Linked DNA regions of Homo sapiens: region 1 is linked to region 2. A link is an interaction called in ENCODE POLR2A ChIA-PET data of the cell type or tissue named here. Cell type or tissue: MCF 10A. All regions are shown on one strand. Each heading gives the region's core, and the rest is flanking DNA. Links, peaks and the distances in the headings are about the cores only. Region 1 overlaps PITX1-AS1 (PITX1 antisense RNA 1). Region 2 holds the start of LOC124901072 (a long non-coding RNA gene).

Region 1 (11,085 bases), core at 1,155-9,154, 54 kb before region 2:
CCAGCACTTTGGGAGGCCGAGGTGGGCGGATCACCTAAGGTCAGGAGTTTGAGACCAGCCTGACCAACATGGTGAAATCCCGTCTCTACTAAAAATACAAAAAAAAAAAAAATTGTTCAGTTTTGAGCATTATCTATTGACTTCTCACTGTGGGAGATTAGCCTCCGGCTTTCTTTTATACTCCTCACCCACATGCTCCATCCCATGCCCTCATGATACTCCCCTGTGCTCCCCAAAGGGTTCTGTGTTTTGATAAATCAGTTATTTGGGCTATGTCATATTAGACTATGAGCATTTTCTTTTGGCTACACAATGTTTTGTTCCCCCACAGTTAATAATTATTGTTATGTGCTTAGTTTTCTGTGTATTTGTCATTATTTTGTTTGCACACTGTTCTCTGGTTGTATAAGTCTCCTCTCAATGTATTTAGATGCATTAGGTATTTACTAGGTTAATGTTTCTGAGAAAAATCTCTCCTGGAACATTCAGACTTGCTCTGGTCTGGGCTGGTTGCCCTCTATGCTGGGTGTACATATGTATTCCTGAGATGTTCCTTCACCATTATCCTGGGAATTAGTTTTATTTATCTTCCAAGTAGGATTTCCTGTCTCTTGAATCCCATGCTTTCCTGCTTGGTTTACTCCCTCATTTGTCAGAGCATACTCCCTGTGGATTCCCAAGAAAGAGTGTGTTGCGGGTAATGTTTTTAAAGGCACTTACATGTTATAAACTCTTTACTTTCCTATCACACTTAATTTGATAGTTTGGCTGGGTATAGAATTCCAATTTGGAAGTAATTTTCCTTAAGAATTTTGAAGGTTTTCTCCATTACCTACTAGCTTTTGATGTGGGTGTTGAAAATTCTCATGCCATTTTGATTCATGATCTTTTGTGTGAAACCTGTCATTATTTTCTCTCTAGAGGCTTTTAGGACCTTTTTTTTTTGGACCCATATTAGTCCGTTTTCACCCTGCTATAAAGAACTGCCAGAGACTGAGTAATTTATAAAGAAAGAAGGTTTAATTGACTCACAGTTCCACATGGCTGGGGAGGCCTCAGGAAACTTACAATCATGGCAGAAGGCGAAGGAGAAGCAAGTACCTTCTTCACTAGGTGGTAGAAGAGAGGAGAGCTTGTGATGGAGGATCTGCCAAACACTTATAAAACCATCAGAACTCACTATTACAAGAACAGCATGGGGGAAACCACCCCCATGATCCAGTCACCTCCCATCAGGTCCCTCCCTTGACGTGTGGGGATTACAATTCGAGATGAGATTTGGGTGAGGATACAGAGCCAAATCATATCAGTTCCCAATGTTCTGAAACTGACATTTGGTATGATTTTGATATAATTCTATTTTGTTTCATTGCTAGGCACTCAGTGGGCTATTCAGTTGGGAAACTCATGTCCTTTAGTTTTAGGAAATCTACTAGAATTATGTATCTATCTATCTTCCTGTCCTTTCTATTTTCTGCCTCCCTTTTTGAACTCTTATGTGGCAGGTTGTAAAAACAACCTGTTCCTTGTCTCCATGCCCATTGCCATGTAACTTTGACTACTCTGACTCTGGGCTCAGCCATATGTCTTGCTTTGGGCCAAGGGGATGTTGGTAATCAATACAAGTAGAGGACTGAAAGCCACTGAAGGTGACTGAGCTTGCTTGCTCTTGCCTGCCCCCATTGCCATGAGAGGAACATGCCCAGGTTAGTCCACTGGTTCCAGGAAGGTATGAGAGACAGGTGGAGCAGCCAACGTAAGCAGACATCTGGATACATGAGCAATAAATGCTTGTTGTTGTAAGCCACTGTGATATTGTTGTTATTAAGAATTTTTGTGGCAATAATTGATATATCTGATTGTTTGGATATTGGACTTCTTAGCATAGTCCTCTAATTTTCTTTTTACTGTTCTTTCTGGGAGAGTCTTTCAACACTATCTTTTATCCCCCTTACTGAGTTTTTCATTTCTGCTATCATATTTTTAATTTCCAAGAACTCTTTTTGGTTCTCTGAATGATGTTGTTGCCTTGTAGCATCCTATCTTGTTTCATGGAAGCAAGATCATTTCTCATTGCATTCACTATTCTTTAAAGTTTTGTCTTCTTGCATTGAATCTTTCCTCCAAATAGCTTTGTTATTCTGTTTCCTTTGTTCTCTTTCATATTAGATAATTTCTTCTAATGTCTCGTATTTCTTTTTTTAATTAATTAATTAATTTTTTTATTATTATACTTTAAGTTTTAGGGTACATGTGCACACTGTGCAGGTTAGTTACATATGTATACATGTGCCGTGCTGGTGTGCTGCACCCACTAACTCGTCATCTAGCATTAGGTATATCTCCCACTGCTATCCCTCCCCCCTCCCCCAACCCCACAACAGTCCCCAGAGTGTGATGTTCCCCTTCCTGTGTCCATGTGATCTCATTGTTCAATTCCCACCTATGAGTGAGAATATGCGGTGTTTGGTTTTTTGTTCTTGTGATAGTTTACTGAGAATGATGATTTCCAATTTCATCCATGTCCGTACAAAGGACATGAACTCATCATTTTTTATGGCTGCATAGTATTCCATGGTGTATATGTGCCACATTTTCTTAATCCAGTCTATCATTGTTGGACATTTGGGTTGGTTCCAAGTCTTTGCTATTGTGAATAATGCCGCAATAAACATACGTGTGCATGTGTCTTTATAGCAGCATGATTTACAGTCCTTTGGGTATATACCCAGTAATGGGATGGCTGGGTCAAATGGTATTTCTAGTTCTAGATCCCTGAGGAATCGCCACACTGACCTCCACAATGGTTGAACTAGTTTACAGTTCCACCAACCGTGTAAAAGTGTTCCTATTTCTCCACATCCTCTCCAGCACCTGTTGTTTCCTGACTTTTTAATGATTGCCATTCTAACTGGTGTGAGATGGTGTCTCGTATTTCTTGCCTGTGCTTTCATATTCACTAACAAACTGGTTGGAACACTGTGTTTGTGTTGTTCACAGAACAGCAATCTTTTTGGGGGAACTTCTAACTCTTTTTTCTAGGACTGGCTGGAGGACTCAGAGAAGCCCCCTCCCATTCTGCAGATTTAAGGACATTCACCTAGCTGCCAGCCTTATGTGAATCTGATGGGGGAAAAAGTCAAGGGGGCCTTGACATTCAGAATGTAAACTTTCACTCACTTCCTCTGTTTTCAGTATGGTACTTTACCTCTCATCTGTCCTTGGTGTCCCCCAAACCAGAGTCCTTCTGTTTAACTCTTCCCAGAAAATCCTCCAGTCTTCTATCAGCAGGGAGGGGGGCAGTCACTTGGCTGCAGGGAGTTGGAGAGGGTACCTGTACCTCTAAAGGCTGATGATAAGGGCTTTCAGCCGGCCCTCCTGTTCTCAACCCCTCCTCCCACAGGTCTCTGGTGCCTCTAATTCCTAAGGCTTTGTATAATTCTATGGCAAATGTCAGGTGGCTTTTTGGCTTTCTTCACTGCTGACTTAGGATTTAGTTTACTTAGGTCTGTTAAGTCAGTTCCCCTCATCCATCTGCTTTCCAGTTTCCAACATTTTGTTGCTATGGTTTTCTCTTATGTTCTTCCTATCCTTGTGGATTTAGGCCTTTTGGGGGTACATAGTGCTTTACTTTAATGGGATGTCTTTATCACTTCTTTGATAGTACATGGTCATTATAAAAATCAAAACCATCCAGAGCAAGTGAACTTCCCTCATAATATGCCCTCTCCATAGCTACTCTTAAGTATTTATCCTTCCAGATAGTTTTGCCTTTGTGAATTATATGCATGTGTATGCTGAAATAAATACTCACGTATATAAACACACACACTTTGCAAATATACATGAGATCACATTACACTACAATGTTCTGTAACCAGTCTTTTCCCCCAACACCAAGTCTTGGATGTCTTTCAATGGTATTTAAGGAGCTACTACTTTCTTTTGAATAAGGAGCAGAATGTTCTATCATACCATAACTTACATGCCTAGTCTCTTATTAATGAACATTTAGGATACTTTCGACTTTTTGCTACTCTGAATATGAGTGTACCCACATCTTTGCAAACCTGTCCTTTTGTCTCCTTAGGCATTTTCTTGAAGTGGGATTGCTGGATGGGCATGCTTGGCTAGGATAGTGTCAGATTGCTCTCGAGAGAGGTGGGCCAGCGTGTACTCCATTCCTCGGCGAGTGAGAGGGCTTTTCTCCTTTCCTGCTCCTGCCTTTACCGCTCTTTTTAGTTGTTGCCAGTTAGTTGGGTGAAATGGTATCTGATGGTGCTTTGACTCGCCTTTCTTTGAATAGCAGGGCTAAGCCTTTTTCTGTGTGTCTGTGGCCAGTGTGATGCCCCTGTGAACTGTTGGCTTTCTGTGCAGCTTTTTCTCTTTCAGAAGGGAGGCCTCAGACCCCACTTCATCCCTGGCTTTGCTGCCTGGGTGTCATGGGTCTCTGGGGTCCAGAGGCTGTGTGGATAGTGGGCAGAGGCATGGGGTGAGGGTGGGGTAGTCCAGAGAGCAGTGTGTGCCACCCTCCCAGATTTCTCTGATTCCTTGGAGCAAAGTCGCTTAATTGGGAGTCAGCACAGCCTCCTCCCTCATTAGCACTGGCCTGCAGTGACAGGCCCCGAGGGCAGTGTGGCCCTCTTAGGTGGCTCCACACATGGCTCCATCAGTGCCTGAAGCCTGGTGGGTAGTTCTGGCATTGGCCTGAGTTTTGGCATTCACAAGGGTTTGCATTCCATGAAGGCAGTTGCCTTAAAAAAAAAAAAAAAAAACTTTGCAAAATTGTGAAATATAACACATATAGAAAATATTCAGTTTAACAAATTATTATAAAGTAAACACCATGTAACCACCACCCTGGGAGACAGTTGACTTTTAATAATACCGTGGCAAGTGGAGCTGGCACTTTGCCCTTGACCGTTGGGCTGATGTTACCCTCCAGCCCACCCCAGGGTCTCTGGCTGGGGAGGGGCATCCCTGAGTCATGGGAGGACCACTCAGCTGTGGGGGCTCTAGGTAGGGGGCTGGGGTCTGGTCCGTGGGGAGGGGGCATTGAGTCTGTGACTTGTGCTTTACCTCTCAGCCCTACTTCCCTGACTTGTGCCCTGATAGACTCAGGGAATAGTCAGACCTAAGGAATTTGGGTGGAACCTGAAGGAGCAGGAGAAGCCCAGAAATCCAGAGCAGGAAGCTCTGGGGCAGGCCGGGTTGGTTGGTTTGGGTTTGGGTCAGACACAAGGCATTGACCCCCAGAGGCAAGGCCATGTTGTGTGAGCACAGCCTCCTCCTCCTCTAGGAGTGTCCTCTGTGCAGAATATTTTCCTAGTGGGTTGGACGGGGCTGTGGGCAGCTGAGGGGAGACTGGACCTGCCTGCGCTGTGTGCTCCTGACTCCGGGCTGGGGCCCGGCTGGAGAACCTTCCTGTCTCATGGTTCACCTCCCTTTCCTGCACCAGCCCCGTGGTGCATCCCCAGAGGGGATGTCTTCCCCCAGTGACCAGCCCCGGGGAGGGAATGTCCCGGGGCATTGAGGGGCATCCCCTACACACAGTGGACAGGCCTCAGCCCTCACAGTGCTTGCCCACCTCCACTTCCTGCCCCGTCAGTGGCTCCTTCACTTGTTCAGCCCCCACACAGCTTCCTGCTGTCAACCAGGCATGGGGTAGCGGTGAGGAGCAGGGCAGAGTCCAATGCCTGCCCTCAGGGAGCTCACAGTCCAGTAGAAAGTTCTCTGAGGATGGGATGGGCTCTCTGGTACTGGGTGGTGCAGTGAGGGGGATGGAGGGATGAGCAGGGTGGCATGCGGGGCTGGGCACGGAGTAGTGTGGTCAGGGAGGCGTCGTCCTGCATGAAAGTAGACCTGAAGCACGAAGACTGCGGGCTAGGCCAAGGGGCTGGGAAGAGTGACTGTGGCAGGGGAAGAGCATGTGCAGAGGCCTTATGATGGGGGCGGTGCAGGGAAGGTCAGCGTGGCTGGAGAAGAGAGTGAAAGGAGGAGGAGTGAGAGCTGGGTGGGGCAGGTGAGAGGGGCTGGAGCTGCAGCCCCCATGAGCTACCCAGGGGACTGTACCTGGAGGGGGCTTTGGTTATAGGCACATTGGGTCAGATTTGCATTTGAAGATCACCGTGGCCACTGTGTGGAAGAAGGGTCTAGAAGGGGGAACTGGTTCAGTCACTCTTGCTGGGATCCTGGTGGGAGCAGTGTCAGGGGCATGAAGAGAACCAGGGTAGGAGGGGCAGGACTTGCCAATGGGATGGATGCTAAAGGAGAGGGAGGAGGAGGGGCTTGCATGAGGGCAGAGCCACTCCAGAGTTGGAGGTGCTGGTGGAGGAGCTGGTCTGGAAGGGAGACAAATGAGTTCCATTTTGATGAGCCATGTTTGAGGTTCATCCAGTAGGAGGTGAGGAGTGGGCCTTTGGGTGGGGCTCAGTAGAGAGGTCTGGACAGAGCAATGGGAGTCACCATCGTGGGAGTCACCCCTATCTGCTTGCCTACCTCTGGCTCTTCCCCCTAAGCTGTTGCTCTTGAGTCACCTGGACCAGCCCCACCTGGGCAAAGGGTGGTCCTGCCCAGGAGGCTGCCACGGCTCACCTGTGTCTGTCTACCTGTGGGGCGTGTGCACATGTGTGTAGTAGATGCTCTTGCATAGCTCCAGCTGAAGTTAGGTTGAAGGGGCTGGAGGTAGAGTAGGCAAGAGCAAGCAGAAGCAAGGAGGGACTTGCCCCAGAAAGATGAATTTTGCTGCATGGGGTTAGGCTCACCTCATGGATGCTGGCAGATCCTGGGCACTGGCTGAGGGGAGGAGGGTTGTCCCAGCCTCTAGGCTCTGCCCCATGACTGGATTGTTTGACAAACTCACTTCTCTCAGGGATGGTGTTCTGACCATCAGCCTGAGGGCTGCCTCATTAGACCAGTATCCCTCGGGGTACTAGAACTTTGGAGTACAAGCTGAAATTCAAGGCACACCAAACCCAATTTAAGCTATTTAGGTGTGGGTGGTGTTCTAGGACCTTACAGGGTATGGGGCAGCCTAACTCTCCCCCTTTTTGGCCCCTGTTCCTGCCAGTCTGTGGACAATGTGGACTTGTGGACTTGGCTTTAGCTTTTGGCAGAGAGGGAGGCTCAATGCATCCATTTGCTGTTCAGAGGAACAAAAATTGGCCACGTTAAGCCATATTCTGTTGAGTCCCTTGGATAGGGCTTTGGGCTAAGATTTTAGATGCCTTTTTCCTTTAACCCCCAGCAGTGCCTGGCTAGGAGAGTCCACTCTGACAGTGAGGACCCAGCATGCAAGGGGAGTTGTAGAGGGATCAGTCATCTTGGTCCAGAACCTTATGCTGGGGCACCAGCCACAGCGCCTGAATTGGCCAGGAGCATGGTGCAGGCCAGGTGAGAGAGCATGGCTGTCTCAGGAGCCTCACTCCAGGGTCAAGTTTGCTTAGCAATCAATCATTGCTTCCAGCTGGTAGCATCAGGCAAGGCTTCATGAGGGAGGTGGCCTATGGGGTAAGGCTTAGAATATGAGGAAGTGATTTGGTCCTGCAAAGTTGGGGTGGAGAAGACTTCCAGGGGGATAGTCTTGAGCAATTTTAAGAAGACAGGAAAGTGGGGACTTGTAGAAGGGACCAGGGGATGTTCAGATGATGTGCAGAAGTGAAATAGGAGACTCAGTCTGAAAAAGCAGGTAGGGGCTGGGTGTTGGAGGGATAGAAGAACTCCTTCTGGGGATGGAGAACTCTTATCAGTATTGAGAAGTGAGGTGTGTTGCTAGTTTTTTTTGCTTTTATTATTATTTTTAATTGACATAATAATTATACATATTTATGGGGTACAGTATGATATTTTGATATACACATACAATAAGTAACAAATCAGGGCAATTAGCATATTCATCACGTCAAACGTGTATCATTTCTTTGCATTGGGAACAAAGTCTCCTCTTCTAGCTATTGGAAAGTATGCAATAAATTGTTATTAATTATAGTCACCTTATGGTGCTTAGAACATGGGAACTTATTCCTCCTGTCTAGCTGTAATTTTGTATCTATTCATCAACCTCTATCTCCTGCTCCCCCACCTCCCAGCCTCTAATAACCACTATTCTACTCTCTACTTCTAGGGAATCAGCGTTTTTAGCTTCTCCATATGAATGCGAACATGTGGTATTTGTCTTTCCTAGCCTGGCTTATTTCACTTAACATAATGTCCTCCAAGCTTATCCATGTCGCTTTGAATGACAGGATTTCATTCTCTTTTATGACTGGAAAGTATTCCATTGTGGATATATATCACATTTTCCCTGTGTCCATTGATGGACACTTAGGTTGATTCCATATCTTGGTTATTGTGAATAATGCTGCAATAAACATGGAGATGCAAGTATGTCTTTGATACACTGATCTTTCTCCCTTTGGATATATTCCCAGAAGAGGGATTGTTGGAGCATACGGTAGTTCTATTTTTAGTTTTTTGAGGAATTGCCATACTGTCGTCCATAATGGCTGTACTAATTTATATTCCCACCAACAATGTATAAGAATTCCCCCTTCTCCACATCCTTGCCAACACTTATTATCTTTTGTCTTTTGGATAATAGCCATTCTAACTGGGGTGAGTTGATATCTCATTGTGGTTTTGATTTGTATTTCCCTGATGGCTAGTGATGTTGAGCAGTTTTTCATATACCTGTTGGACATATGTAGAAGACCTGAAAAGCACAGTCAATAAAAGTAAAAATACACAAATAGGATTATATAAAACTAAAAAGCTTCTGCACCACAAAGGAAGCAATCAACAAAGTAAAGGGACAATCAGAAGAATGGAAGAAAATATTTGCAATCTATTTGATATGGTTTGGCTGTGTCCCCACCCAAATATCATCTCGAATTGTAGTTCCCATAATCCCCATGTGTAGTGGGAGGGACCTGGTGGGAGGTAATTGAATCATGGGGGTGGTTACCTTCATGCTTTTCTCCTGATAGTGAGTTCTCACGAGATCTGATGTTTTTATAAGGGGCTTTTTCCCCTTTGCTCGGCACTTCTTCATGCTGCCATGTGAAGAAGGATGTGTTTGCTTCCCCTTCTGCCATGATTGTAAGTTTCCTGAGGCCTCTCCAGCCATGCTGAACTGTGAGTCAATTAAACTTCTTTCCTTTATAAATTACCCAGTCTTGGGTATGTCTCTGTTAGCAGCATGAGAAGAGACTAATACGCTATTCATCTGACAAAGGATTAATATCCAGAATATACAAGGAACTCAAAGAACCAACTAATCCAATTAAAAACTGGCAAAATACCAGAACAGACATCTCTCAAAAGAGGACAGACAAATGGCCAACAGGTGTGTTGTTATAGTTGCTGTCAATGTTAAAAAAAAGTTGAAGAAAGATGATAAGGTCCCATAAGTGAGATGGTTTGAATGGGGGAGAGGTGGCTGTGGGGAGTCAGGCAGAGATGTCTTGGTGTTGAGGACAGTGGTATGGAGGGCCACCCAGCACCTGTTGACCCCTGCGTTCTCGGTAGTTGCAGGTGGAACTGAATTGTGCTAGCTGTTAAGTACTCAGTGACTTCAAATGAGCCAGCAGAGTGTTGAAGGCCATAGGGTCTCCTGAGAAGAAAGGAGGAGGCCTCCCTGTCTGTCCACCGTGCTCAGGCTGGGGTTGGAGCTGTCACAGTATACTTCATTTACTTTGGTATCATTTGACATTCTTACAAAAATACATACTACTAATTAAAATGATAAGTGTTTTGCTTTAATTCAAAACAAAAAAGAAGACAGGGTGTCTGAAGTACCTGGGTGGTGATGGGCTGTGTGGGGCTGAGCTCCAAGAAACAGCTTTGAATTGTAGTGGGTCAGGACTATCTGGTTGCAGTGGGCAATGAGATGTCTTCAGAAAACTGCAGCACCCAGTCAATGCCTGGTTGGAAAAGGTATGTCAGGTTATAATACAAGACAAACTGTCATCACAGATTAAAACACATCTGCCATCCAACAGTAACAGTCATTTCTTGGAACATTTGCTAATCTTTTAAAATTCTACCAATGTGAAATAAATCAACTGCTTGAGACTGGCTTGCTTTAAGGTTGTTTATTCATTCATATATTCATTTAGCTAATATCTATTGATATTAACCTCTGCAAAACATACATCAGAAGGCAATGGATAGAAGGCAGGTCCTGAGAAGATGTGAGTTAGAAACAGTGCACTTTTCACCCCTATGTGTTTTCAGATCCTCTAGTTCCTGGGGGTATAAAAAGCAGCTTGAAATGCTGGTTTATTATTGTCAGATTAATGTGAAAAGCACTAAAAAGTGCAATTATAAAGGATAGTTATAGGCATGTGGCATTTTGTGGGGCTCCCACAGGCTACATGTTTGGATTCATGTATATAGAGGAGGAGGTAGGAGGTGGGAACAAAGATGTGAGGTGGGAGGGACAGGGGAAGAGACCAGCATGTATTGTCCTAGGGCAGTGAGTTTCATTGATGCCATTGTAAAATCCTGTGCTGGTTAAGCCTGAAGGTTGAGGGCCCACCCGCAAGATTCACACCTAGAAGCCTGGACTGGAGCCCCACAGTTTTACCCAGCCACCCACCCCAGGTGGTTCTCAGGAGTAGTGGGATCCATGGAGAAGTCAGCCCAGTCTTGCATTTTCTGAAGATGCCAAGTGGGGAATGGGTCCTGTCTGTTTCAATCACAGTGGATCCTTGCCCTTGGGAGGATAGAGATTTCCTGCCGCTTTGTATGTCCCCACTGCCAAATACCAGAGGCCTGGGAATTAAAGACAGTCTTGTGAGGCCCAGACAGCAGCCATGGACATGGTCATGGTGCAGGCTATGCAGGGTCATGGTGAAGCCTGTGCAGGCTTCCTGGAGGAGGAGGCCTTGAAGGGTTGGGAAAACCCTGTGAGCAGGAAGGCGCAAGGCTCTATTCTGAGTTCCAGATGGGCCCCATGCTGCTGCCTTTGGAATCTGCTTTGGGGTGTGCAGGATCTGTGTTACCCATTCTAGACCTTGACCAAAGCGCCCAGTGGAAGGTCTGATACCCCATAACAGAATAAGTGCTGACAGGAGAGTTGGAGGG
Region 2 (11,085 bases), core at 1,483-9,482:
TTTGCCACGTGGTGACTTGTTCCTCTCACTCAGGTCCACCCCCAATGTGGCTGCCTCTGTGAAGCCACCTTTGACCCCTGGGAGTCGGTGGCTCCCTCCTCTGCTCCCGCAGGGGTTGGTCACTGTATGTGGGAGTGCTTATCTCGCCAACCTGTGTTACCTCCTCACTCATGTCCTCCCCGCCAGACAGTTGGGGCAGGGCCCTTATCTGTCTTCCCTCTGTCTCCTCACTCACCGCCCGACACGTGGCCCCTACCCTGTCAATGATTATGGAGCGATAAGGGACACGGCATCTTCAGGGAGCTGAAGGGCTCTCGGCTGGAAGAGGAAACTGCAGACTGTGTGGCCTCAGGGGCAGGACGCAGGCTGCCTCACGGAAGCTCTATGCAGACCGATGCCAGCTCACGGGGAGGAGGAACCTCTGCCTATCAGAGTGTCCATCCATAGGCCTGGCCACCTTGGGGCCACCTCCCATCTCTCCTCTGTCAGCTCTCTGGTCCCTCGTTCCAGCTAACACACCTCCCATCTCTGGGGGTGTGTTAGCAGGGGTGGCTTGACCCCAGCCGTTCCATTCCAGAAACAAAGGGCAGGTGTAGGTTTTTCCAGTTAGTTGTTAGAGTTTTTTTGGGACCCTGCAGACTGGCGTCTAGAGCAGCTGTGACCTGAGGTGGCTGCCAAAGGGCTCCAGGTGTTTGCCAGATGATAGGGGTGTGGTCTGAGGGTCCAGCCCTGATGGGTGCCTGTGCCCTGACACACGAGGCCTCACCTCATTGAAAATTGGGGCTAGGCAGCTTTGTCAAACTGCCCAGAGCACTGGAGATTGGAGAGGAAGGGTGCCCAACCCACACAGGGTGTGACAGTGCTTGTTCTCTGTCCTCTGCAGCAGGTTGGGCAACCTGGGCAGGGCCATGCCATGCCATGTCGTGGCCCTGCACCCTTTAGAAGATCCACTCTCCCGTGCCCTGGTGGGGTTTCCTCAGGGAAGTGGCCACCCTATTCTCCCCACTGAGCTGGGGGTCCCCCTGGCAAATGGATGACCAGCTGCAGTCCTGCCCCGGCTCTGGGTTTCTGAGTGGTCACTAGGGCAGGAGAGGAAGAGTGTCCCAACACAGCAGGCGGCTGGCACAGGATAGTATCCCTGTGGCTCAGTGCCACCACACGTCCCATGCCCCAGGCTCTGTGAAGGCTGCTGCGCTTGACTCTTGGGACTCAGTTCTGCTGTGGCTTCAGGACAGGCTTCTCCCATCTTGCTGTGCTGCTGTACTGTTGTCCCCTGCCTGATTCACTCTGGGTTAACTGTTGGGTGGCTGCATCCTGACCTGCTACACCCAGCTCAGCCCTTGTCAGCATTGTCAGGCTGGGGCCAGCATTGTTGGTGGCCCCCAAATTCCTGCAAAGCCTTTCCATCTCAACATGCCATGTGCAATGGAATGCTGCTTGCACATGGCCCTTACACGTGCCAGGGTCTACCCACACGCACTGCGACCAGGTGATGCCTGCACCTGCCTGACCTGTGTATGCATGGGGTGCCAATCCCACCTTTAACCCCCTCCCACCAGCCTAGACACCCCTGCCTCCTAAATATGCTCCTTTCTTTCCACCTGTGCACCTTTTACGCTCTCTCCTGGCCTGTTCACAGGTAACTCTTGCTGTGCATGACTTCCTCTGGCAGAGCGACCCTGTGATGTTGATCTAGGATGTCTGCCAAATGAAGGCACAATCGCCATCTTCCCTCCACTGACAGCAGGAGCAGTGCTGCTTTGTCCCCAGGCCCGTCATGCTGCTCAGCCCATGGCCAGACATGGAGTGGAGGGCCAGTCTGTCCACTCAGGGTCAGATGGACCTGCCTGATGCTGCAGGAGATGAGGTACAGATGGGCCGAAGCATCTCTCTTGGGACACACTGCACACTGGTGTGGCTCCTTGGTGACCTTGCTCTACCTCTGTTGCATCAGCTGCTGCATGGGGTTAGTGGGTCTGGCTCACTGCCCTGATTGCCGGGGTGTGGTGAGCTGGAGGAACGTCAGAGCTGGCTATTGAGGTGGATGACACGGTCTTGGCAGAGCGGGAAATGGGTGGGAGGGGGGTGGCGCTCGACTCAACAAGAAAGATGGGCCAGAAGTAATCGAGATTATTGAAAGGGGAGCCAGAAGGGACTTGGCACTGCGACCAGCATATGACGTGGCATGAGTCTCTTGCCCTATCTGGATATTACAGTTGTTCTGGACAAAATGTGGCTTCCTTCCTCGGACCCTGCATCTGGGGTAGGTCTGTTTTGGGGGCTGAGCTGGGTCACACTTGCAGCACCACCTGATTCAAGCTCAGCTCCTTCACTTGTGCAGAGCACCTGCTGTGTGCTGGTCATTGAGCAGGACAGGCATGGGCCTGGCCCTTACAGATCACCAGGGAAGGGACTGGGGATCCTACAGACTCGCCCTGAGCGGAGGCAGGAGGACTTGGTGGCAGTGGTAGAGGTGGGAGGAGTATAATCTACCTCTGGGATAAGCCCCCCAGAAATCATTCCAGATAATGAAGTGGCAGCAGCAAAGCTCTAGGCATGCCATCAGCTCCCATGAGGCATCCCGAGTTTTTGGGTCTTGCAGGCACCTCACAATTCAGTAAGCCTAGTTGTGCTGTGATGCAGGATAGCACCTCATCTACACCATAATAGTACACTATTATAGTAGATATCTGTTCTAGCCATACTGTGCTCACATGCATAAACTCATATGACCCTAATCCTCACTCTGGAGTAGCACCCCTCCCCCCTCCCCCGCCCACAACACTACTTTGGCCCTGGTCTCATTGTCTTCATTATCTCAGATTTAAGTTCATTCATTCTTTCCATGTTTTGTGTGTGTTTCCTCCCTCTAGGATGGAAGCACTGTGGTGGCATGGATCTTGACAATCAGTGTGGTATCTCCTGTGTGCAGAACATGCATGGCACAGGGTAGGAACTCACCAGGTGTTTGTTCAATAATTGAATGAATGAATAAAATGCAAGTTGGACTTTTGTAACAGTCTGGTGAATTAAGTGCTTCTGTTATCCCATGTTCCAGAGCAGGAAAATAGGGCTCAGTGAGATGAAGTGATGGGCTCATGTTAGCTGGTAGGTCCCAGGGCTGGGATTGGCACCCCATGCATACATAGGTCAGGTGGGTGCAGGTATCACCTGGTCGCAGCGCGTGTGGGTAGACCCTGGCACGTGTAAGGGCCGTGTGCGAGCAGCACTCATTTTGTTGCACGTGGCATGTTGAGATGGAAAGGCTTTGCAGGAATTTTGCTTTATAGGCACACAAAGGCCTTTATTACCCATAATGTGGACATGGGTCCAAAGATGATTCAATTCTGCTTTCTACCAAGGGGTTTGTCAGAGGCCCCTGTGGAGGCTGGAGCTCCGGGCCCTGCTCTGAGGAGGCTTGACCCCAGAGAGGAAGAAGAACTGGCTGCCGTCAGGGCCTGGGGTAGCTTGGGATAGGGCAGGATGGGGTGGCAGCGTCCCTGGAGTGAAATGCAGGTTTAAGCAGCCTCAGTGGGAAATGTGACGTTATGTAGCTCATTAAACCCTACAGAAGCAGGGAGGAGAGCTGCTTCTAATTATCAGGATGAAAATTAATGGAATAAAATCTCTAGCCAGGCTGCCCAGTGGTGGAGTAGGCAGGGATTTTCCGTGGCCGGGAGATGTTTGGGGCAGTCATACTGGAAGGAAGGGAGAAAGCCCCTAACTGTTTGCAAATGAGGGGCTGGGGCTCCAGAAGGGGTCCTTGCTAATTCTCACAGCATTTCCCCCTTGACTCAGAATTAGGAGGGAATGAGCCTGAGTGGGAAGCTGGACAAGGCTTGGTTTGCAGAGACTTGAGTCAGGAGATGGCTGCTCTGGTGTCCTCGCCAGCCTCAGGGCTGGAGGGGACATTGGATTTGTCATCCTGCAGAGGTGGATGTGAGCCTTTCAGTTCCTTGAGGCTGCCAGTGAGCTTCAGACCTGGGGAAAAGCTGAGATGGAACTTGAGGGGCTTTTGAGCATTTGCCTGAAAATCTTGCCCTCAGGTGATTCAGAGAAGCTCAGGTGCTGTGTCTGTAAATGGGCAGCCCAAACTTGCCTTGATTCCTGTTTTTTCCATAGGTCCTGAGGACAGGTGGGGTACCTTGGTTGTGCAGATCATAGTGATTGTTTTACCAACCTTCTAGCATTACTACTCCTGATAAGGGTGGCACAGGCCTGGAGCTGAGAGCCGCGGGCTGAATCCTGGCCCTCTAGGTGAATCAGAGCCTGTTGCTTAAATGAAGGAGCAGGTCTGGTTCGTGTCTGCCCTCCTCCCAGCTCAGCCATGCACTGCAGGTCTCATGTTGGAAAATATTGCTCAAATGCTGCCTGGCACCATCTGGCACCATCCAGAGCTCAAGAGAGTGGATCATTTGGCCAGGCAGGAAGTCTGCTCTCAGATGATCTGACCTGGATTAGGATAGTAAATACTCAATACATGTTAATTATTGATAACAACCTAAGAGATGGATACTATATTATCTCTATCTTATTGATAAAGAAAGTCAGGCTCAGAGAGGTGAGGTGACTTGCCCAAAGACATATAGCCTAGAGGCAGTGTACTGTAACTCAGCAGTGTGACTCACTTCCAAGCCCAAGTACCGCATTCTGTTGCCTTCTTGATGGGTGAAGCAGCCATCTGAGCCTAGAGTTCCTTTTAGGACCCTCAAGCTTTCCTTGCAGCATATCTGGACTTCTCCCATCATTGTCAGGAGATGGAGAGGATAGCTTCATTTGGCCAGTGAAGAAACTAAAAGGCTGAGTGGCTTGTAGGGCTCACATTGTGCATGAATTGGCACTTGTCTATAGAAAATGGTGCCAGGACAATGGGTGTATTTTGGTTGAAGTAGTTGGAGCCCTTGGATGCTAGTGGTTCATTACAGGGGCCATTTCTGAGTTCCCTTGGTCTTGGGAAACTGGTTTTCCTGTGCCTGGAACCCAAGAAGACATCTGTGGTTCCCTGGGCTAGGAGCTCCCTTGGTGGAGGCTGCCTCATGGATGGGCCACCCATGGTGTTTGGTGGCAGGGTCTCATGGGTCAATGCACACAGCCCAGGACAGAGTGAACAGTGGGATGTGCAGGGCTCGACTGGCCAAGCTGAACTGTTTTCTTGGGTTGTGTTATATTTATTTCCACTAATCTACTCCTCTTGCCTGTTTATACAACACAGAGATCTAATAACATGTATCTGAGGCCAGAGTAAATGAGGAACTTTTTGCAAAGAAGCATAAAAGGAAAGAGATCTTGGAATACCTAGCTAATCTCAGTTGCTGTCTCTGCTCTGAAGCCCTGCCTTTGAAAGCTCTATTTCTCCTCCCATCCTCTGCGAAAGCCAGATGAGACTTCTTGACATTAAGCAAATGCTGGTATACTGACTTTGGTGTGGGGTTTGTACATGTGCCTGTTGAGAGCTGGATCCTTCCCGTGGGTGGATGCTGGCATGGTGGCTCTTCCATCTAAGGATCCATCTGGAAAAGTGGCCGATTTCATCACTTACGTGCCAGGACCTCAGATGCCGAGGCAGGGGAATGCTGCAATCTAAACATTTACATTCTAAAAAATGGGAAATCATCTGCTTCGATATAAATTAGCCAGGGCCTGACGGGTTTATTACATCCTGGAATGCTTTCATGAGGCTTTCAGAGGGGTCCATGGTGCAGGCGCAGGTCTCCAGCTGGGATTGCCTGTGGCATGCTCCTGGGGGGACCCACTTGGAAAACACAGGCAGGGGGCCAACTCTTCCTCAACTTCCCATGGGCTTGTAATGGATTAGAGTGTGAAATGGGAACAAGGACATACAATGCGGGACCCTAGGACAGTGAAGCACCCTGAATGACGAGCTTCTTGAAGCTGATGGGGAGAGGTCGGTCAGGGAAGAGAGGTGGGAGGAGCCAGGTGCACAGGCCCAATCAGAGGCTGTGGATGGAAAGTGGAACAGGAGAAATATGCTCTGGGATTTCACAATAACAGGGTATGTGATATGACTCATTGAGTGGGAAGAGGGCAAAGGAGTGTAGCAAGAAATGTTGAGGAGGGAAGAGTCGTACATCCTCTGGAGGAGTTTTCAGACAAGACTTGGTGTGAGCCCCTGGGGTCAGGGGCTGGATTTGAACTCTGCTGGGTCCCCTAGAGTGGACTGAGCCACCCTCTCTGCAAAGTCCCTAGGACTGGGCCGATGTTCCAAGGAAAGCTGAGTCCTACGCTCAGGAAGTTTGAGATCTCAGTGAATAGGTAGGAAAAATACACAAACATAAACATACATGCCTAACTGTAACAAGTTGTGAACTCATTTATTTTCCCTCCCTTTGTCGTATCTTATATGCACTCACATTTTTCTGTAGGTTTACACAGATATATGTAGAACAGATGCTGAATAACTGATTTTGGAGGAATTTGATTTGATGCTAATGATGAGTGATCTGGGATATCAGCTATTTTTCACTTGTTTGGAGCAAGAACCCTGCTTTGCACAAGGGGTATTATTTTGGTTGATTTTATTCAGAGCAGTGGTTTTCAAACTAGCATGCCTTAGAACCACCTGCAGGGCCTGTTAAAGAAGATCACTGGCCCCCACCCACCCTTGGAGTTTCTGCTTCATTAGGTCTCGGGTGGGTCCTGAAAATTTGCATTTCTAACAAGTCCCAGGTGACTCTGTGTTCCAGGGATCGCACTTGGAGGACAACTGATCAAGAAAGAGAGAAGTGCATGGGCTTTGGTGGGAATCCTTTACACAACTTTGCTGGGTCTGAGAACTTGTGATTCATGCCTTTCAGAGGATGAAAGAGGATTCACGATATCCACGGAACCACTTCCTTGTTTTGAGAAGGAAGCTGGTGCCTCCTATAATATGGGCAGAGCCGGCTTGCTGCCACATGAAGCAGTGCCTGGCTTTGTGGATTTGCAGATTCATTCAGCAGGCATCTGCCAGCATCCACTCTGGGTCCAGCCCTGGGTATGACGTGTCTTCAGCATTGGGGAAGACGCTCAGGCGGAATGGTTCCAGCATCAGTGACTCTAACAAGGGTGGGGGTAGGGTACTTCCTTGTGCCCAGCTGGGCTGCCTGCTGTGGGGGTATGGGGCAGAGACATGACACAGTACTTGGCGTGGGGATGCTGGCTGTCCTCTGTGCCCTCCCCACCTGCTGATCCCTGGCTCCACCTTGGTCTCCAGGAACAGCTCTGTACCCCTCTGGGAAGTCAGATGTTTCCCTTAAAGCTTGTGGGTCCCAGCAGACTCCCCACCCTGAATGTCTTGGCTATCAGACCTCAATCTGTCCCCTACAAACAAGTCCTCCTGCCCTCTGACCTCTGCTCTTGACAACAAACCATGTGTCACAGCATCTGTTTTGCATACATTTGCCACCATTTTCACTGAAGAGTAAACACAGAGCTGGACTTTGGGGACTTGTGGGCGGTTCTTCCTTGAAAATAGGCCAAGCCCAGAGCTTAGAATAGGACAAGGAGGGGCCTACTTGGAGGATCACTGAAGGGGTGCCAGAAGGTGAGTCAGGCCACCTGGGTTCCTGTTACATGATTCAGGCAGGCCCCTCCTTCTCTCTGGCCTCAGTTTCCTCCTCTGTCACATGAGGTGTGATGATGCCTGTCCTGCCCCTTTCCTGTCACGATGGGGAGGCTCCAGTGGGACATGCCCTCAATTTCTCCCAAATGTGCGTGAATTGTTGAGGGCACCTGGGATGCTGAGGGTGTCAGGCGAGCAGGTGGCTCTGAGGTTTGGGGGTGAGGGTGTGGAAGCCTCAGGGAGAGGCAGGGACTAGCTCTGAAGTTTAACATGGCTCTGAGAGATACACTGAGCACCTAGGTTGAAACCTGCAAACTCAGTAAGCCTAGACGGCAGGCCACATTTCTTGACCTCTCTGAGCATCAGCCTCGCCCGGAAAAAGATAAACAATAGTGCCTAGGTCTTGGGGTGACGTCATGTTTACCGGGCACTCGCTATGAGCCAGGCCCTGTATTTGGAGTTCAGTTAGGGGTGAGGATGACGACAGGGCTTATTGGGTGGCTTCAGGTATCAGCTGCAGGAGGCAGGTGGTGCCTTTAGATGAGAGACCTGAACTTCGGCACTCCCAATCATGCCATGCTTCCTACTCAGTCCTGGCTGGCCCCGTGGCTAGTGGGTAGAAGTCAGTAAAAACCCACTGAATGTTTATTAGGCTAAGACTGTGAGGAGGAAAGTTAGGCTCCTCTGGTGCCCTAGTAGTTTTTGATTTTTGTCAAAGGAGTACATATTCATAGCCCAGCAGCAATAAGTTTCTCATGAGAAGCAGCAGCCCCGCTGGGCCCATGGCCCTCCCTGCCTGGTTTCTGCTTTCTATCGGTAACTTTTTAATCCTTTTTTAAATTAAGTTTTTTTTAAAATCCTTTTAGTGTTTTTGATGATTACCATATTTCTTAAAAAGATTACTTATCTCACCTTTTTCTTGATTTTTAAATTTTAGTTATTATCTATTGACTTTCAATTATAGAGGACAGGGAGTAAGTTTTTCATACCAGTTCTCTTCTGACCAAATAGATACCCACACACTCCCCCTTCCCCAAAGCACAGCTGCCTCCAGGCCTCACTGTGCAAATACCCACGGTGGAGCTGTGTAGTGTACTGGAATCACATTTTCATTTTCCTCAAAGATGTTTTGTTTTCCTTGGAATTAGGTGCATAGTATCTGATTTTGTCATTTGCTTAGTTTTCTGTTATTTATTTATCCTCCCATTCTGGCTAAACTGGAGATGTTTTCTGAAGATGTTCAAACACATCAGGTAGTTGTCTCCTTTTTCCCTAGTTGGGAGTTGTTCTCTGGGCCCCGCTACTCATCTGAGTCCTCCCTTCGCCATCATCTGGGGAACCCTGTTGAATCGCCCATTTCCTGAAATCTGTGGCTTTCTCTCTCCATTTACTCCCTCACTTTCAAGACGTGCATCCTCCAGTGTCTTCCAAAGAAAGGGTCCATGGAAGGCAAAATCTTTGAGATCTTGCATGTTTGAAAATCTGTTTTACTTTTTTTTTTCTTTTTTAATGAGATGGGACCTCGCTCTGTCATCCAGGCTGGAGTGCATTAGTGTGATCATAGCTCACTGCAGCCTCGATCTCCTGAGCTCAAGCCATCCTCCTACCTCAGCTTCCTAAGTAGCTGGGACTGTAGGCTTACACCACCACATCCAGCTAATTAAAGTTTTTTTTCATTGAGATGGGGTCTTGCTAGGTTGCCCAGGCTGATCTCAAACTCCTGGCCTTAAGTTATCCTCCTGCTTTGGCCTTCCAAAGCGCTGGGATTCCAACATGAGGCACCATGCCCAGCCTGTTATACTTTTATACTTGATTAATAGTTTGGCTGAATGTAAAGTCCTGTGTTGAAATTACTTTCACTTAGAAACTGGTCTTCCAGCCTCCTGCATGACTGTTGAGAAGTTGCATGCTTCTCTGTGTCCCAGTCTTTGGAACGCAATAATTTCTTTTTTTTAATTTTTACTTTAGGTTCTGGGATACATGTGCAGAATGTGCAGGTTTGTTATGTAGGAAGCACGGCATACATGTGCCATGGTGGTTTGCTGCACCTATCAACCTGTCATCTAGGTTTTAAGCCCCACATGCATTAGGTATTTCTCCTGATGCTCTGCCACCCCTTGCCCCCCACCCCTGATAGGCCCTGGTGTGTGATGTTCCCCTCCCTGTGTCCATGTGTTCCATTGTTCAACTCCCACTTATGAATGAGAACGTGCAGTGTTTTGTTTTCTGTTCCTGTGTTAGTTTGCTGATAACGATGGCTTCCAGCTTCATCCCTGCAAAGGACACGAACTCATCCTTTTTTATGGCTGCGTAGTATTTCATGGTATATATGTGCCACATTTTCTTTATCCAGTCTATCATTGATGGGCATTTGGGTTGGTTCCAAGTCTTTGCTATTGTGACTTGTGCTGCAATAAACATACATGTGCATGTGTCTTTATAGTAGAATGATTTATAATCCTTTGGGTATATACCCAGTAATGGGATTGCTGGGTCAAATGGCATTTCTGGTTCTAGATCCTTGAGGAATCACCACACTGTTTTCCATGATAATCGATCCAATTTACACTCCCACCAACAGTGTAAAAGCGTTCCTATTTTTTTCCACAGCCTCACCGGCACTGTTGTTTCCTAACTTTTTAATAATCACCATTCTAACTGGCATGAGATGGTATCTCATTGTGGTTTGATTTACATTTCTCTAATGACCAGTGATGATGAGCTTTTCTCATATGTTTGGAACATGATAATTTCTACACCACCCCCACCCAGAAACTTTGAGGATAGATCCTTTATAACCAGGGTATTGAAATATAGCATTTTCATCATTCAAGATGAATTTTTAAATTCAATGTTTTGGGCACTTGGTGCAGCTCCTTTTAAATCTCCAGACTTCAATACCAGGGATTTGTGTTATTTATTTGATAAAAGTTGCCCTCTTCATGCACTCTGTTTTCTCTTTTTCCGGAGTTGTTCTTTTTTAACATTAAACCTCCTGAATTGATTGCTTCACTAACTTTTTCTCTTTTTCATCTTTTTGTCATTTTATTTTGATGCCAGCAGTTCTAATATATTTTGGTTTCAGGTCTTCTTTTGCCTCAGGACATCTTTACACTCTTAAAAATCATTGAGAATCCCAAAGAACTTATGTGGATTCTATCTATTGATATTTACTATAGAGAGATTAATACTGAGAAAATCTTAGAATATTAATTTAAAATAATTATATGTTAAGTATATAATTTTATGAAAATGTCGATATAGGCTGGGTACAGTGGTTCATTCCTGTAATCCCAGCACTTTGGGAGGCCGAAGCAGGCGGATCACTTGAGGCCAGGAGTTCAAGACCAGCCTGGCCAACATGGTGAAACCCCATCTCTACTAAAAATACACAAAAAATTAGCTGGGCCTGGTGGCACACGCCAGTAATCCCAGCTACTTGAGAAGTTGAGGCATGAGAATCACTCGAACCTGGGAGGCGAAGATTGCAGTGAGCCAAGATCTTGCCACTGTGCTCCAGCCTT

What was found. Peaks named below come from ENCODE experiments on the same cell type or tissue, not always from the same donor. Only the 100,000 strongest peaks of a DNase experiment are listed, where the experiment ranks them.
Region 1: POLR2A ChIA-PET joins it to region 2 with 5 read pairs; 3 of 35 experiments call an interaction of 5 or more read pairs at or near these places.

The regions. Positions count from the first base shown.
Region 1 is chr5:135,080,657-135,091,741 of GRCh38, forward strand. All of the region lies in intron 2 of PITX1-AS1 (PITX1 antisense RNA 1), which reads left to right. Among named protein-coding and RNA genes, the nearest start is that of EPIST, 46 kb to the left of the region's middle. In MCF 10A, for the core only: no CTCF peak of the experiment used is centred there; a DNase peak (open chromatin) is centred at 5,145.
Region 2 is chr5:135,134,038-135,145,122 of GRCh38, forward strand. All of the region lies in intron 2 of PITX1-AS1 (PITX1 antisense RNA 1), which reads left to right. LOC124901072 (a long non-coding RNA gene) reads left to right here and starts at 325. Exons shown (of 2, transcript XR_007058944.1): 1 at 325-2,263; 2 at 2,874-3,017. RefSeq lists enhancers at 415-1,297, 1,298-2,180. In MCF 10A, for the core only: no CTCF peak of the experiment used is centred there; DNase peaks (open chromatin) are centred at 2,034, 5,994, 6,964, 7,514 and 3 weaker places.